Regions from separate parts of the Homo sapiens genome. Here region 2 is linked to region 1. A link is a loop called in an ENCODE intact Hi-C map of the cell type or tissue named here. Cell type or tissue: Caco-2. All regions are shown on one strand.

Region 1 (2,500 bases):
ACTACCAAGCTTTTTTCCAGGAACCAACCCTCTTTTGTAAAAATGTTAGGTTAGCCTGTTCGTTCTGGTTTCTTGGGCAGTGACTGGGATGTTCAAACTATTAATTGGGATAGAACACCGAAGCTGGTTAAAAACAATATTTCTTATAGAAATTGATCTTGAACATGGATCAAGGTTCACTGCTAGCAGGAGAATCGGAGAGTGTGTGGTAATGAAAAGTTATAGTTGAGAAAACAAGCGTTTACATCAGCAACTAATTAAGAAAAAAGCAGCTCATAAGTGGATGAATGCAGTTCATAAACACATTATATCAGTTATTACACAGGAAATCTAAGGCAGAATACTGTGAAATGCAAGGTGTATAGCTTATCAACAAGAATGTAGCAAATACACCATTCAACTAAGAAAGAAATGATAAGGCTGCATCTGGGGCTGTTGACTGGAAGCACAAAGTTTCCTTTCCTTGTAGTAGTTCCTAAAGATTCCAGTTTACATGGAAAGACAGAAAGCTGTCACACCCATGGCAGGAGCGCAGAACCCAAGCGACAAATTCTAATTTTGAACAGGCAGGTGCCAGTGCATTTCTCAAACTGCAAACTAAAATGCAGAAACACGATTTTCCTGTTTCTTAGTTTTGGACCGTTTTCCCCCCTCTAGCACGCCAGAGCAGGTTTTAATTGTTGTCAGGTCAGATGGTGAGTTAACTTTGAGTGTTGAGTTGAGGGGCCAGTGGGATGTGGGTCCAGTTGAAAGGTGGATATATGTAGATCCAGACTCGAGTGATATAGGCTGCAAATAAATTGCTAGTGAATTTATGAATTATTAGAAAAGAAAGGACATTCATTATGATTTAATCGCAGTTGAATGTAGGCAGCACAGAGGGCTTATACTGTGTCTTTTTTTTTTTTTTTTTTTAAATATACGGTGTCTATTTTGCTCACCACTCTATGCCCGGTGCCTGGAAGTGCGACTGGCACATAGTAGGTGTTGCATAGTTTCAGAATGAACTTTTTAGGAATCAAAATTCTACAAACATTGCACACAGATTTAACGTTCCCTTATTTTCCAGGTGAGGTCAGGGCGCCCTTTGGTTTCGCGCTTCTGTCCCTTTAAGAAAGTGGAGGAGAAAGAAAGCGCTGCTGGGAAAAAGGGCGGGGCCGCGAGGGGCCGCCGTCCGTCCCGCCCCCTGCCGGGCCGCGGCGCTCTGCTAGAGCGTGGCTCAGTTTTGGTAGCGGGACCCCGGAAATGTAAAGCATGAGCGGGAACAGTCGCCAGGGCGAGTGACAGGCGAGCCCTATGCTTTACTTCCGAGGGCGGTGTCAGCAAAGCTAGGTAAGGAGACAGGGAGGACGGTGCCTGCCCCTTTAAGATCGACTCCACCCCGCCTCTGGAGGAAAATGACGCCGCCGTCTACCCGTTGTGGAACGTAACTCTTTTCATCCCATCAGCTCTCCTTCTCATTAAGAGAAATACCAAGTGGTCACCACAGTCACATACTTCATAACCCATGCCTCATCGGTGCTGGGACGGGAGAGGGAAGCGCCGATCTAAATGACATGGGGTCCAAATCCCAAATAATCTCTATTTGCTCTGCGTTACCTTTAAACTTAGGCTGCGTTGTGTGATTCAAGTGACAGCCTAGTACTGCTTAACAATTAGTCTAGTGGGATACCAGGCCCTGAGAGACCCCTACGATCCCAGGACACTGATGTGGGGTAACTAACACCCACTGGAAGTCTACGCTGAGTTCACAGGCTATGTATGACCTGACATGCATTTTGACCTGCCCTGTGTTTTGATATTTGAATGAGTTGCTGATGTTTACAAGCCGAAGCTGGCCGGGCGTGGTGGCTCGCGCCTGTAATCCCAGCACTTTGGGAGGTCGAGGCAGGAGGATCGCTTCAGGTCAGGAGTTCCAGACCAGTCTGGCCAACATGGCGAAACCTCGTCTCTACTAAAAAAAAAAAAAAAAAAAAAAATACAAAAATTAGCCGGGCGTGGTGGCACGCCCCTGTAATCCCAGGACTCGGGAGGCTGAGGTAGGAGAATCGCTTGAACCTGGGAGTCGGAGGTTGCAGTGAGCCGAGATCACGCCACTGCACTCCAGCCTGGGCAACAGAGACTCTGTCTCAAAAAAAAAAAAAAAAAAAAAAAAAAAGGTGGAAGCTAATGTGTCAATATCTAGATTTTTTTGATGATTTTGAGAAATCGGAGGATCTGGCAGCATGTCCTGCCTAGCCTTTTTGAACTGTTTGAAAACAGTCTCCAGCTTGCCACAGCCCCTCTGTTATTTTACAGCCAGCCTGCATCACTCATTTATGATGTCCAGCCCCTTGTGGGGATTTGGATTTTTGACCCCTAAATACTTTAGTGGATTTAAGACCATTTAAAACATTTATGCAGAAGAGATCCGAGGTCCCCAAACAACTGGGTGTATAAGTTGTGTTTAAGTTGTTCCTCATTCTCATTTATTCTAATCCGGGTGTTTTTCTATATATAT
Region 2 (2,500 bases), 380 kb after region 1:
CCTCAGCCTTCCAAGTAGCTAGGACCACAGGTGCACACCACTACACCAAGCTATTTTCACAAATTTTTATACAGACAGCATCTCAGTATGTTGCCCAGGCCGGTTTCAACCCCCTGGGCTCAAACAATCCTCCCACCTTGGCCCCCAAAGTGTTGGGGTTTCAGGCATGAGCCGCTGCGCCCAGCCTTGTTATTTTCTATTCTATTGTTTTGTTTGCTTATCATTCTTGGCTTCCAACAGCAATTTTTAAAAACTGTTTTGGGGTAGAGGGAGTATGGCTAACAGCTGTTTTTTCCTTAAATCTGCGCTGTGGATCTTAGAACCAGATGCCTGTTATTCACTCCCAAGCCTCCTAGGCAACCCGCCAGTGAGATCGTCCCGCCAGTGAGATCGTCCCGCTGTTAGTCTTTGAGTTGATGGCCAGTCAGCCCTGGGTCTTAGTGGGTGGGAATAGAAGTGGGGGATGCAGAGAGAAAGCTCATTAAACATGGCCTTGCCCTAGGATTCAGAATGCAGTGCGCCTGCACTGAATCAACCTGTCAGAGAGGCTGTTCTTTGAAAAGAAGTTTGGGTCTGTCATTTAAAAAAATTAAACAATTTAGAAATGTAGTCCTCTCCTGCTTAACATCAGTAATCTATTACTGAAAATTGGTTGTTCTGCATGAAAATGCTAACCTTCAGCCTATTTATTTTATTTTAAACAGAAAAATTATACTATGTCAACCCCAAACCCTCAATCAATTTCTTAAAAGGTTAACTAAAGCATGGTAAGGTACCTAAATATAATTCTTATAAAACAAAACATCTGGTCAGTTGTGAAATGTTTAAAACATTGCTTCTTGATCACCAAATAATTAATATGGTGAATAACAGATAGGGGCTTTTGTGCAGTAGAAGATTCAAGACCAAGACAAGCTCATGTTTCCCTTTAGGCGGGCTTCCTCCTGAGGGAGGCCCCTGACCTCCCTCTTCTTAGAGCATTTGCTTTAGAAAACTTGTAAATTTTCTCTCTGATACTTCGAGATGCCAATTTTTTTTTTTTTTTTGGTCATTTTACCTTTAGTCGATGCATAATCTTTAAAAAAGCTTTGTCAGTTTTACAACCCAGGAAAGTCTTTCTCCAAGACCTGGGAACTATTTCTTTGAAATGCAATCAGCAGGACATAGCATCCTTATCTCTGTTTCTGTGGGAGGGCAGCAGGAGCCTGACTCCAAATTGCCTTGCTCCAAGTTTCAAGATATCGTGCTCTAAGTTACAAAACTAACTCTTGTCACAAAGCTAGGATACGTTTATTTCTCCTTTTTGTTGATTTTTGAACAATTAGAATTTATTTCTCACAGTTCTGAAGGCTGCGTGTCTGAGAGCAGGGTCCCAGCACAGCCAAGTTCTGGTGAGGACCCTCTTCCAGTGGCAGATGCCCACTTCTGGTGCTATCTCCCATGGAGGACAGCAGAGGCTATAATTCCTTTGGAGAAAGCCTACTAGCAAATACACAATGGAATTTTATTTAGCCTTTCAAAAAAAGGAATTTCTGCCATTTGCGACAACATAGATGAACCTGGAGAACTATGCTAAATGAAAAAAAGCCAGGCAGGGAAGGACACATACTGCAGGATCTCACATGTATGTGGAATCTAAAACAATCAAGCTCATAGAAGTAGAGAATAAAATGGTGGTTACCAGGGGCTGGGAGCGAGGAAATGGGGAAATGTTGGTCAATGGGTACAACATTTCAGTTAGACAGGAGGAATATTTTTTTGAGATCTATTGCACAGTATGAGAACTATAGTTAATAATAATGTACTGTATATTCCAAAAATGCTAAGTGAATACATTTCAAATGCTCTTCCTACCAAAAAAATGATGAGTATTGGCTGGGCATGGTGGCTCACACCTGTTATCCCAGAGTTTTGGGATGCCAAGGCAGGCAGATCACTTGAGGCCAGGAGTTCAAGGCCAGCCTAGGCAACATAGTGAAACCCTGTCTCTATAGAAAATTAAAAAAATTAGACAGACGTGATGGTGTGTGCCTGTAGTCTTAGCTACTCAGGAGGCTGAGGTGGGAGGATGGCTTGAGCCCAGGAGTTCAAAGTTACAGTAAGCTATAATGGTGCCACTGCACTCCAATCTGGGCAACAGAGTGAAAACTTGTCTCTCTAAAAAAATAAAAAAAAAAAAAGATGAGTATTGAGGTAATGGGTATGTTAATTAGCTTGATTTAATAATTTCACATTGTTTACATATATTACAACATCACTCCGTACCCCATAAAGACATCAAATTATAAAAAGCCAACGGCAAACACAAATGGCCTGTGACTTCCCTTATGTCCTTCAGTACTAATTCACCCAATCCTTTAAAACCTATCCCTTCTGGGCCGGGTGCGGTGGCTCATGCCTGCAATCCCAGCACTTTGGGAGGCAGAGGCAGGCAGATCACGAGGTCAGGAGATCGACGTCAACCTGGCTAACACAGTGAAACCCCGTCTCTACTAAAAAT

The links. A loop is a pair of places that touch in the nucleus more often than their neighbours do. Peaks named below come from ENCODE experiments on the same cell type or tissue, not always from the same donor. Only the 100,000 strongest peaks of a DNase experiment are listed, where the experiment ranks them.
Region 2: it touches region 1 in a loop (3-fold over the local background); 11 of 110 quality-filtered maps call a loop at or near these places.

Annotation. Positions count from the first base shown.
Region 1 is chr12:31,658,031-31,660,530 of GRCh38, forward strand. ETFBKMT (electron transfer flavoprotein subunit beta lysine methyltransferase) reads left to right here and starts at 1,658. Exons shown (of 4, transcript NM_001135863.2): 1 at 1,658-1,759. RefSeq lists a silencer at 1,016-1,325 and enhancers at 1,027-1,528, 1,446-1,605. In Caco-2, CTCF peaks have their summits at 1,203 (motif pointing left) and 2,251; a DNase peak (open chromatin) is centred at 1,291; H3K4me3 peaks cover 2,021 bases.
Region 2 is chr12:32,039,181-32,041,680 of GRCh38, forward strand. No RefSeq gene overlaps it. Among named protein-coding and RNA genes, the nearest start is that of BICD1, 66 kb to the right of the region's middle. In Caco-2, no CTCF peak of the experiment used is centred here; a DNase peak (open chromatin) is centred at 1,191.